3 separate regions of the Homo sapiens genome follow, and all the other regions are linked to region 3. The links are chromatin contacts, found by Hi-C or POLR2A ChIA-PET in ENCODE. All regions are on one chromosome and are shown on one strand. The core of a region is the stretch at or near the end of the contact, and the rest is flanking DNA. Distances in the headings are between cores, read along the strand shown. Region 1 overlaps RFC2 (replication factor C subunit 2). Region 2 has its middle 11 kb from the start of MIR10525. Region 3 holds the start of GTF2IRD1 (GTF2I repeat domain containing 1).

The links. Hi-C counts contacts between places; a loop is a spot of excess contacts on that map. ChIA-PET counts read pairs that join two places held with the same protein, here RNA polymerase II (POLR2A). Pooled maps may share reads with other maps.
Region 1: a loop to region 3 is called in a pooled map, with 2.9 times the contacts of the local background. The contact joins the enhancer-like site here to the promoter of GTF2IRD1 in region 3. A Hi-C loop is called at or near these places in 1 of 50 pooled maps. POLR2A ChIA-PET finds 5 or more read pairs at or near these places in 2 of 52 experiments (H1 and activated CD8-positive, alpha-beta memory T cell).
Region 2: a loop to region 3 is called in a pooled map, with 4 times the contacts of the local background. The contact joins the enhancer-like site here to the promoter of GTF2IRD1 in region 3. A Hi-C loop is called at or near these places in 8 of 50 pooled maps. POLR2A ChIA-PET finds 5 or more read pairs at or near these places in 3 of 52 experiments (SK-N-SH, WTC11 and naive thymus-derived CD8-positive, alpha-beta T cell).

What each region holds. Positions count from the first base shown.
Region 1 is chr7:74,228,763-74,232,539 of GRCh38, reverse strand. It overlaps RFC2 (replication factor C subunit 2), which reads left to right. Exons shown (of 11, transcript NM_181471.3): 11 at 324-1,038. The coding sequence ends at 434. It overlaps LAT2 (linker for activation of T cells family member 2), which reads right to left. Exons shown (of 14, transcript NM_032464.3): 14 at 2,706-3,596. Among named protein-coding and RNA genes, the nearest start is that of LAT2, 21 kb to the right of the region's middle. RefSeq lists an enhancer at 2,896-3,175. Within about 2 kb of position 1,284, at least 7 of the 41 ENCODE cell types and tissues checked have a DNase peak (open chromatin) inside an H3K27ac peak, as active enhancers do.
Region 2 is chr7:74,604,660-74,608,296 of GRCh38, reverse strand. No RefSeq gene overlaps it. Among named protein-coding and RNA genes, the nearest start is that of MIR10525, 11 kb to the right of the region's middle. RefSeq lists a silencer at 1,390-1,799. Within about 2 kb of position 2,173, at least 19 of the 41 ENCODE cell types and tissues checked have a DNase peak (open chromatin) inside an H3K27ac peak, as active enhancers do.
Region 3 is chr7:74,451,075-74,455,155 of GRCh38, reverse strand. It overlaps GTF2IRD1 (GTF2I repeat domain containing 1), which reads right to left and starts at 1,250. Exons shown (of 27, transcript NM_005685.4): 1 at 980-1,250. RefSeq lists silencers at 628-697, 1,200-1,549 and an enhancer at 2,435-2,954.

The DNA of each region.
Region 1 (3,777 bases), core at 35-2,534, 220 kb after region 3:
GTTCTTTATCAGATATATAAATATTTTCCTCTAGCCTGGCTTTCCGTGCCACCACCCCGCCCCCCCTCGCCCCACCCATTTTCTTAACAGTTTCTTTGAAAGAACTATCAGCATCCTTTTAAGAAATAAATAGAACTTTAGGTAAACATAATCCATTGCATCTTAGCATTCATTTTCCGGCTGGGGTTGGAATTCCTCATGCTGATTTTGAAAAAACCATTAGTTCAGTTTGTTTCTGTTTTTATTTTTATTTTTTTCAGTTCAGATTTTAAAAAAGAACTCCCCCACTTATTAACCAGATTTGAATTTGGTTTGTTTTTCAGGAAATTGGATACACTCACATGAAAATAGCGGAAGGAGTGAACTCTCTTTTGCAGATGGCAGGCCTCCTGGCAAGGCTGTGTCAGAAGACAATGGCCCCGGTGGCCAGTTAGAGCAGAGACTTCACTGACTGACTTACAGGTGCCCTATTCTGAGGTACAGGAGCCGCGGCTTTCTGATGGGGGAAAATGCCGCCTTAGGCTGGAGCCAACATGACTGTCCTTTAAACTCCAGTGGCTGGCCAGGCACGGTAGCTCACGCCTGTAATCCCAACACTTTGGGAGGCCGAGGCAGGTGGATCACCTGAGGTCAGAAGTTCAAGACCAGCCTGGCCAACATGGGGAAACCCTGTCTTTACTAAAAATATAAAAATTAGCTGGGTGTGGTGGCGGGCACCTGTAATCCCAGCTACTCGGGAGGCTGTGGCAGGAGAATCGCTTGAACCCAGGAGGTGGAGGTTGCAGTGAGCCAAGATCACACCATTGCACTCCAGCCTGGGCGACAGAGTCTCCATCTGGGGAAAAAAATTAAATAAATAAACTCCCGTGACTTGCATGTTTGCTTCTGGGACGTCTGTGCCCCGCAAGTGTTTGAGTTTGGCCTCCACCCCATTGATGCGGTGACGGGGCGGAAAGGCGCAGAGAAGCTGAGGGCGGTCTCTGATCTGTGTGTGGGTTGACATTTTAGCTAATAAAGCCTTGCAGTGTTTGTTGGCAATAAGGTGACCATGTGAAGCCTCGAGAAAAACCAGCTTCCTGTCTCTACGGGCCTTGGCAGCCTACAAGTAGAAAAGGCGATTAGATAGTAGACCCACAAGCTCATCTCGGTTCTTCTAGAAGCCTGAAGGCGCCACTTCCCCAGGGCGAGGGCAGGGTTTGCTGTCTTTCCTATTTAGACTGATTTCTCAGAATGGCCAGGTGGCGAGCCTTTCAGAGAGGGCGGCAGAGTGGAGAGATGCAGCCCAGCCCTCAGGAAAACACCGTGATGCTCTTCCTGTGTTCTAGACCATACTCTTTGCGCTTGCTTTAGAATTCCCCAAAGAATTTCGTACTAATTTGTAGAATTGCCTTTTTTTTTTTTTTGGTAAGATACTATTTTTTTCCCTTTTTGTTTTGTTTTGATTTTTGAGATTGGGTCTCACTCTGTCGCCCAGGCTAGAGTGTAGTGGGCCAATCTTGGCTCACTGCAGCCTCAACCTCTTGGGCTCAAGTGATCCTCCTACCTCAGCCTCCTGAGTAGCTGGGACTACAGGCATGTACCACGATACCCAGCTAATTATTAAATTTTTTGTAGAAATGAGGTCTCACTATATTGCTGGGACTGGTCTCGAACTCCTGGCCTCAAGTGATCCTCCCACCTCAGCCTCCTAAGTGCTGGCATTACAGGTGTGAGCCACCATGCCTGGCCCATTTGGGCACGGTGGCTAAAATACGAAATACTAAAATACGAAATTAGCTGGGCATGGTGGCGCACGCCTGTAATCCCAGCTACTCAGGAGGCTGAGGCAGGAGAATTGCTTGAACCCAGGAGGTGGAGATTGTAGTGAGGCAAGATGGTGCCATTGCACTCCAGCCTGGGCGACAGAGCGAGACTCTTACAAAAAAAGGAAGAGAAACTTGTCCCTGAGGTTGTACAGTCAGGACTTCAGGATGTGAAGTAACAGGTGGGCGGCAGTTGGGTTCTAGATGTTTCTTCTGATTTCCTAACTTGTCGCATTAATTTCTTCTCATGGGAAGAGTCCCTGGGCCATCCCAGAAAGACGGCTGGACTTGGGAACTAAGATCCCATCCGCAGCCCTGATGCTCTCAGGGTCCCTTTTTATTAAACAAGAGCTGTGGCCGCCATTCCCTTAAGGCTTTTTGTGTTTGGTTATGTTTTTTGAGACAAGGTCTCCCTCTTTCGTCCAGGCTGGAGTGCAGTGGTGCGATCTCGGCTCACTGCAAGCTCCGCCTCCCGGGTTCACGCCATTCTCCTGCCTCAGCCTCCCAAGTAGCTGGGACTACAGGTGCCCGCCACCATGCCCGGCTAATTTTTTTGTATTTTTATTAGAGACGGGTTTCACTGTGTTAGTCAGGATGGTCTCGATCTCCTGACCTCGTGATCCACCCACCTCAGCCTCCCAAAGTGCTGGGATTACAGGCGTGAGCCACTGTGCCTGGCCGTGTTTTGTTATGTTTTTTGAGACAAGGTCTCCCTCTTGCCCAGGCTGGAGTGCAGTGATGCAATCATAGTTCACTGCAACCTTCTGGGTTCAAGTGATTTTCCTGCCTCAGCCTCCCAAGTAGTTGAGACTACAGGCATGCACCACCAGGCCCGGCTAATTTTTATATTTTTATAAAAGGTTTTTTACCTGAAGCAGGAGAAAGGAGACACAGGATAATCACTGCTTTTCAACTAAAATGGTTTTATTGAGATGTTTTGGTTGGAGGAGATACTTTTTCTGGCAACATTTCTGACTCAAGGTCCCTCTGGGCCCCAGCTCTTCCCATGAGACAGTCACAACACTGTTTAATCAGCTCTGCAGAGGCCAGCCCTGGAGCAGAGGAGGATTCAGGGCCATGGAGGGGACCTACTCTGCCCTGTTCTGGTCACTACTTCTCTAGACTCTCATGCACTATTGTCTGTAGCAAGTGACATTTCCACTGGAAGCACATAAAGATGGCGACAGCCTCATTTCTTCCTGAGTGAACTGAAGCCCAAAGAAAGGGGAGGTCCCACCAAAGGGGAAGAGAGCCAGGGCCCCACCCAACAAGGATGCTGAAATAAACTACATGTAATGCTTTCTAGGAGACAACACAGAAATCTCTACTCTGAAATCCAGAATGTTAAATATGGCTCCCCCTCTATAAGTTAACTGTACAAGCTTATCAATCATTTAAAACCCCAGCAACCAACAATAGCAATTAGGAATCCAAATTCATAGCACAAAAGAACACAGATACCAGTGTTGGACAGTGGTTTTGTTATGGGGACTGGGTGACAGCTTATCCTAAATCCTGCGCATCCGTCCATACCAGGAGCCGGGTTACCCTTGGTACCAGGTGCCTGCCCCACAAAGCCTGGGTCGGGAGAGGGCTTGGTGACGGGCCTGCAGCTCCCGTGAGTAACTGTCTTTTCCCAGGCTGTGCACGCATGGCCAGGTGGTCCTCAGGGTGGCTGGTTCTCCTTCCAGGAGCAACCATGGCAGGGGCTTAAAAGTTGAGTAGCTCTGGGAAATGGTCCTTGGAAGGCAGCGATGGGTCCATGAGCACAGTGGTCCCTCTTTGCCTTGGCTCCTTAAATGAAGAGGAAAGTTTGTAGAAGGAGGTTTGCCTTGATCAGTATTTTGTTCCTGAGAACCATAACCACTGGTTTGGGGACACCATTGAGCCTGCCTCCTGGCTGAGAACAGAAGCCGCACATCAATAACTGGGTTTCTTTTTTTTTTTTTGAGATGGAGTCTCACTCTGTCACCCA
Region 2 (3,637 bases), core at 924-3,423, 150 kb before region 3:
TTCTCCTGCCTCAGCCTCCCGAGTAGCTGGGACTACAGGTGCCCGGCTAATTTTTTGTATGTTTTTTAGTAGAGACGGGGTTTTACCATGCTAGCCAGTATGGTCTTGATCTCCTGACCTTGTGATCCACCCACCTCGGCCTCCCAAGGTGCTGGGATTACAGGTGTGAGCCACCGCACCCGGCCTTTTTTTTTTTTTTGAGATGGAGTTTTGCTCTGTTGCCCAGGCTGGCGTGTGCAGCGGTGCGATCTCCACTCACTGCAACCTCCACCTTCTGGTTTCAAGCGATTCTCCTGCCTCAGCCTCCCGAGTAGCTGGGATTACAGGCATCCGTCACCACGCCCAGCTAATTTTTGTATTTTTTAGTAGAGACGGGGTTTCACTATGTTGGCCAGGCTGGTCTTGAACTCTTGACCTCGTGATCCGCCCGCCTCAGCCTCCCAAAGTGCTGGGATTACAGGTGTGAGCCATCTCGACCGGCCGAGACCCTGTCTTTTAGAAAAAAAAAAAGTAATAATTAATAATGAAGATAAATAACGCTTTGGTTCCTTAAAAAGAGGTACCTCGCAGGGCCGTTGGAAGCACCAGCCAGGAGAGCTCAGGACCAACCCTCCCCTGAGTGCACCAAGCCAGGCACCTGGGCGGTGCGGGAGGGTGGCCCGAGGGGAGCAGGTGCCCCGTCTCGTTTTGTGGCCCGTCCCTGCGCCAATTATTGCTTTATTACTGTTTTCAGTCAGATATAATTCCAGCATTTTCTATAATCTTGATCTTTTCATTGATACCAGATTTTTGTACAATGATTTGTATATAAAATGACTGTGTACCCACCAGAATACATTCCCCGGCAATTAGAACGTTTAAGATGCAGCTCCTAACCGTCCTTCATTTATTACTTTTGAAAGTGTTTTGTGATTTTTTTGGGGATGTGTTTACAAATCCAATAACAATTCTCATTTAGAGTTGCAAAACACGAAGCCATTTCGAACCGAGACAGATGGCAGCTAAATGAAGTTTAATTAAAGAATGAGTGCTTTGAATCAAATCACTTTTTAAAAAGTACAGTACACTGAGATTCTGGAGAGGTTGCATAAACAGCATCTGGGCGCTTCTGCGAGGAAAAGAGTCAGTAAGGCTTTCCCATCGGATAAGGGGCTGGGCGGGCGCAGGGTGGGCGAAGGGAAAAGCGGCCCTTTGCACAAGACCTCTGTCCTCTGCCTGGACACACCTCCCAAAGCCCAGGCCTCCAGGGACTGGGGGAAACTCACAGGAGGCAACCTCTTGCTTCAAACGCTTTGGCTTGGAGCAGGGGAAGGGGGTGGGAGAGGGGTCCCCACTTCTGCCCTTTCTTTAAGACATAGGGTCTCGCTGTGTTGCCCAGGCTGGAGTGCAGCGGCTCAATCCTCTGCTTTTAGGGAAGCGGGAGGATACGAGGGTTTGCTGCACCGACCCACTTAATTGCACGCCATCTGCACAGTGAGCCTGAAAGAGAACAGATTGGGAGCTTCGCGGGCCTTTGCGCGGATGAAGGAGGATCGGGTTCCCCGGCCCGCCCTACCCCCGGGCTCTGCGCCCTCTCCATGCACGGGATGGCAGTGCCCGCGGGCACAGTCTCAGCCCCGCCGCTCCCGGCCGGGGCAGGAGCCACTTCCGGCTCTGGCCGCGGATCTGAGCGGTGGAGCGGGGGCGGCGGGTCTAGACGACCGACAGGCGCCAGCGGGCGGTGGCGGGCGGGAGGGGGCGCCAGGTGGGCCGGGCCCGGGGGACGGAACGGTGGGACAGAAGGCTGGGGACCCGACCCCCTGCGAGGCGCCTGGAACGCCGCACCTAGATGCTTGCACTGGGTGCAAGGAAAGCAAAACAGATTTTAAATCCAGAGTCACAGGATCGGGGGTGGGGGATGGGTTACAGGACGTGAGGGTTGAAGGCAAGGTGGCAGCTGCAAGGACTCTTCAGATCATCTTGACTTCATAGGCAGTTTCTGCTTGGAGGTGGTGGCCAGTTGAGGAGGTCACTCCTGCCCCCATCCTGGAGTGGAAAAAGTGGGCCCGGCCCAGGGCAGGGGCTGAGGGTGGAGTGGAGGCGCCTGGTGGCACTGGGAGCCACTAGGAGGTGGGAGGGAGGAAGGTGAGGCTGGCAGCTGACTGGGTGGGGGGTTTGCACCAGCGGAGAGGGGGTGGCTGTGCCAGGCACGTGGTTTCTAGCGTCTTTCCAGGAGGAAGTGTGGTCTGGAAGGCTGGGATGGGGCCTTCCTCCCAGCTCTGGGCATGGATGGGACTGACCCTGAGGACTGGCAGAAGCCCTGGACTAAAGTTTTGACCATTTCCTCAGCTGATTCAGAACTCAGTCCCTCCAAGCCACAGGCCTCATTCTGGGCCCTGGGTGGACGGTTAGAGCCAGATCCTGGGACCACCCTGACCCCTGACTCTCCAGAACCCCTCGTCCACCCGACTGGCTGACCCTCTAGTTATTTTCTCCACCTGGCCCAAACCACTGCCATCTCTCTCTCTCTCTCTTTTTTTGAGACGGAGTCTCGCTCTGTTGCCCAGGCTGGAGTGCAGTGGTGCGATCTCAGCTCACTGCCAATCTCTGCCTCTTGGGTTCAAGAGATTCTTCTGCCTCAGCCTCCAGAGTAGTTGGGATTACAGGTGTCCACCACCATGCCCAGCTAATTTTTGTATTTTTAGTAGAGACAGGGTTTCACCATGTTGGCCAGGCTGGTCTCGAACTCCTGGCCTCAGGTGATCCACCCACCTCAGCCTCCCAAAGTGCTGGGATTACAGGCATGAGCCACTACGCCTGGCCTCTACTGCTATCTTCTGTTGGAGCCTCCCAGGTGGTCTTCTGATGTATTCCTCCCTTCCTTCTCCGACATCTCTCAGCGGGCAGGGGCACCCTTCCAAAATGCAGACCTAGGCCTGGCTCTCCCCCAGGTACTTCCTGCTGTGGGTCTCATTTGCCTTCTGGAAATTGCCTTGGCCCGGCTTATGAGGCCTTCCACGTGGGTCGGTGAGAAAAAGTACGCAGCTCTGTCCCAGAGTGCATGGCTGGGCAGGTGTAACCCAGGCTGGATGTCTGCCTCTGCCCACCACTTCAGCCCGGCACCATGTGTAGGAGACACCTGCTTAGCGTCCTCGGGAACCCTGACTAAGTCCACACCTGCCCTGACATGTCACCTCCAGCCACCCTGTGTCTGCTCTGGTGACACCTTCTTATTCCTGGAACGTACCCAGTCCCTGTCCAGCTCCGTTTTTGCCCACATCGCTCTCGTCTTAAACACCCACCTACCTCAGCCCTCCTCTCTTTGTCCCCCCAAAGCCTCACTTGCTCTTCAAGCCTCAGCTTCAAGGACTCTTCCTACTTTCTGCACTAGGTGAGGCCCCCCCGCTTTGTTTTTTCAGAGGCAGGGTCTTGCTCTGTTGCCCATGCTCAAGAGCAGTGGTGCAATCACGGCTCACTGCAGTGTCAAACTCTTGGTCTCAAACAATCCTCCTGCCTCAGCCTCCAGAGTAGCTGGGACCACGCACACACCACCATACCCAGCTAATTAACATTTTTTAGAGAAAGGGTTCCACTATGTTGTCTAGGCTGGTCTTGAACTCCTGGCCTCAAGCGATCCTCCCACCTTGGCCTCCCAAAG
Region 3 (4,081 bases), core at 1-2,500:
GGATGGGGACACAGGAGACTCCCACCGCAGGACCTTGGTCCTGGGAGGTAGGGTCACTAGGCCAGACGCCAGAGCTCCAGCCCCCTCCAGCACTGCCAGGAGGGTGGAACGAACTCTCAGCGGCACAGCGGCCCCCTTCCCTGGGCCCACGCCAGGCGAGGCAGGGTCTCACTCCCTGGCTGCTGGCCAGGGGTGAGGAGCCCAGGAGAGGTGTCAAGCCCATCATGCCCAGGGTACTTAGGATGGGGCGGGTGGGTGTTCAGCACCCTGTGGCCCCTCCTCTGTCCTCTCCACCCATCTGCAGGAACTCAGAGACCACCCACAGACCGAGTATCCCCAACTTACTCCTCTGAACCCTTTGTGGTCCCCCCACTGCCACCTTCTGAGTCCCCTCCACCCGGGATTCAGCGGCCACCACCACACAGGCCAGCCCCCTCCCCGGGGCCGGGGCGGGGGGTCCACTACAGGAACCACCCTGCTGGGGCAATCCTGGCTGGACTGGACTCCGCCTGGGAGTTGGGGGCGCGGGCCAGGGGCTGGCCCAGACCGGGAGAAGGTGGAGGGGGGAAAGGCGGGGACCGCGGCCTTCCCAGCCCCCTCTGCTCCCACCCCGGCGCCCGCCACCGCGGGCAGCGCGACTGACCTCATTCGCCAACTGCAGCAGCCTGCGGGCGCCGGCCCGGGACGCCCCCCACCTCCAGAAGAGCCGGTGGCAAGGAGGGAGGGGGTGACAGCTCCCAGCTCCCGGCCCCTCCCGGGCAGGTGGGGGGCGGCCGTCCCTCCCCTCCCCCCGGGCCCGAATTATAATCCCAGTCACGTGCCTCCCCGGGCACCCAAAAGCCGGCCCCAGCTCCTGTAACACCTTGAGAGGGGGAGGGGCGGGGACCCCCCCCCCCGGAGGCGGAGGGGATCGGGGGCGGGGGTGGGGGAGAAGGGGAGAAGGGCCTCGGTGCCCGCCCCCCGCAAAAGTTTCTCCTACCTTGGAGGATCCCCAAGCGCTCCTGCCAGCGGCGCCCCGGCCCCGGCCCGCGGCCAGGACTCAGCCTCCTGCCGCTGCCTCCTTAATTAATCCGGGAGAATGGGGGAAGGAGAGGCAGAGGGAGGCGAGGACGGCGGCGCGGCGAGGGCGGGGAGGGAGGCGCGGGGAGGGGGCGCGGGGGGGGAATCGGCCGGCCGGGGGGCTGGCGCTCGGCGGCCCCCACCCCCGGCGCGGGCTGCGGCGGAGGGCGGGGCGGCGCGGGGAGAGGAGCGGAGAGCGGGAGCGCGGGGAGGCTCTTTGTTCTGTAATCCCAGTAAGATTGCCAGCCATTCGCCCCGGCCCTAATCCCAGCCCCGCGCAACACCACCCTCCATTGGCTGCCATTTACATACGGGATTAGCCCGCCCCGCGCCCCGCGCCCCTGCGCACCCCCCTTGCTACCCAGCGCCCCTGCGTCCCGGGGACCTGGGCACCGCGGTGGGGAGAGCGCGCCGCACCCCTCGGCCCCGGACCTGCGGGGAGGGGCGGTGGCGCCCTCGGTTCTCCCCCACCAGCGCCGGATTAGAAAAGCCTGGGCGCGCCCCCGTCTACCCCCACCGCTCCCCACCACCACTGGGAGAGCAGCCGGGCGCAGGGGGCTGAAGTTGGAGGGTCAAGGTCACCCAGCTGGAACGCGCGGAGGCCCTGAGTGTCCCGGCTGGTCACTCCCGCCTGGCCCGGGTTCTAGTCCTAAGGCTTGGGCCAGGTACCTCTTACTCTTACAGCCTTTGTCCCCCTCCCACCCCTGAGATGTGCAGGAAGGCAGTGACAGGCCGAAAGTCGCAGCAGAGCCAACTGGACTCTTGGTCCCATCTTGTCTGATGGGACCTCCCTCTGATAGGCTTTTACCCCTGTCCCCCCAACCAGCCCCCCCGCCCCCCGCCCGCCCCGCTCCCACCAACCACACACACACCACAGCAGCGCTCCTACTGAATCAGTGCGCACGCCTCCCATCCGGCCCCAAAGCCATAAATCCTAATTCAGCACAAGGAACACAGTCCTTCCCCCACGTGGTGCCCTGATCCCTGAACTAGACCTTGGCTAGACTGGGCATGGCAGGGAGGGAGGGACTCACCCCAGGCAGGCCCCAACCCCAGGGAGCTTCTGGCTTAGAAGGACAGCCAAACATAGATCGAGAATCTCCCAGGTCCTGGCAAAACCCACAAGGTCTCCCCACAGCCTCCTGGCCAAACTGCCTTTGCAAAGATTAGGACAGTGACAGAAGTTTAGCGTGGCTGACTCCATCTTGCTTCCAGCCTCACGCGCTGGCTGTCTTCACTCATTCCGGGGCATAGGCCAAGCTAACCGGGGGAGGAATTTAGTTTATAGTTCAACTTTGAAACAAGGATGATAATAGTTACTCCTTAAACCTAACCTGCTTTTTATACAAGAGACCAAAACCACCTTTGTAAAACTAACGAAAGGCCGTGAGATTAGGATTATGGGAGGGGCCTGGACGCTGCTAAAACCTACGCATCGTTTTTATAATCTGACTGCTCAGGAGTCATGTGGCGAGAGATCACAAGATTTGTGAGTTCCCCACTTCCTCCTATAGATAGCATCTCTATTGTGGAAACTGAGATTGGTCTTTGGAGATGTTTTTCAGACTTTCGCATTCGGGCAACCGACTGACTCACCTGGACCTGTGTGACTCATGACTCAGCCCATCCTGTGGCCCCCACTCAGAGACCGACTCAGTGCATAAGGACCGTTTGCCACACCCCTGTGATTTCATCTCCAACCAATCAGCAGTACCCATTCCCTGGGCCCTTGCCCACCAAATTATCCATAAAAACCCTAGCCTCTGAGTTCTTGGGGAGATTTATTTGAGTAATAACTCCAGTCCTACTGCTTGGCTAGCTCTGCATTAATAAGACGCTTTTGGCTGGGCTCAGTGGCTCATGCCTGTAATCCCAGCACTTTGGGAGGCGAAGGTGGGTGGATTGCTTGAGGTCAGGAGTTCAAGACCAGCATGGCCAACACAGCGAAACCTGGTCACTAAAAATACAAAAATTAGCCGGGTGTGGTGGTGCATGCCTGTAATCCCAGCTACTCAGAAGGCTGACGCATGAGAATCACTGGAACCCAGGAGGTGGAGGCTGCAGTGAGCCAAGATTCAGCCACTGCACTCCAGCCTGGGTGACAGAGTGAGACTGTGTTTCAAAAATTAGGCCAGGCACGGTGGCTCATGCCTGTAATCCTAACACTTTGGGAGGCCGAGGCAGGTGGATCACTTGAGGTCAGGCATTCAAGATCAGCCTGGCCAACATGGTGAAACCCTGTCTCTACTAAAAACACAAAAATTAGCCGGGCGTGGTGGCAGGCACCTGTGATCCCAGCTGCTTAGGAGGCTGAGGCATAAGAATCGCTTGAACCTGGGAGGCGGAGGTTGCAGTGAGCCAAGATCGCACCACTGCACTCCAGCCTGGGCGACAGAGTAAGACTGTCTAAAAAATTTTAAAAATTAAGAAACATAAAACTATTTCTCGCTGTAATACCATGGTCTCAGTGAATTCTTCCTGTGCAGCGGCAGGAACACCCGTCAGACAATTACACTGGGGTCTCTTCTGGACACACACCAGGAACTTGGTGAGGGTTAACTTTGGCTGACCAGGTCTCCTATAGGAAACCCACAAACCCATCAGACTGAGAGCTCCTCCCAGGCAGGCCACATCTGCAGTGCCCAGCACAAGGCAGGGCGCAGAGGGGCCCTCATGCCCACAGAGGATGTTGGGCCATGTCAGGGTTGGGAATGAAGTCACCAATGCTCCCTCCATCCTTCACCACCCTCCTGTTGTAAGGAGGTCTGGGACATCTCAAGGCACCCTCCTGTGTGGCCCTCTGAGACCCAGGTCGTCTCCCACCCTGCCTCTTTCTCTTTTTCTTTTCTTTTTTTTTTTTTGAGACGGAGCCTTGCCCTGTCACCCAAGCTGGAGTGCAATGGCATGATCTCGGCTCACTGCAACCTCCGCCTCCCAGTTTCAAGCGATTCTCCTGCCTCAGCCTGCCGAGTAGCTGGGATCACAGGCACGCGCCACCACGCTGGGCTAATTTATTTTTTAA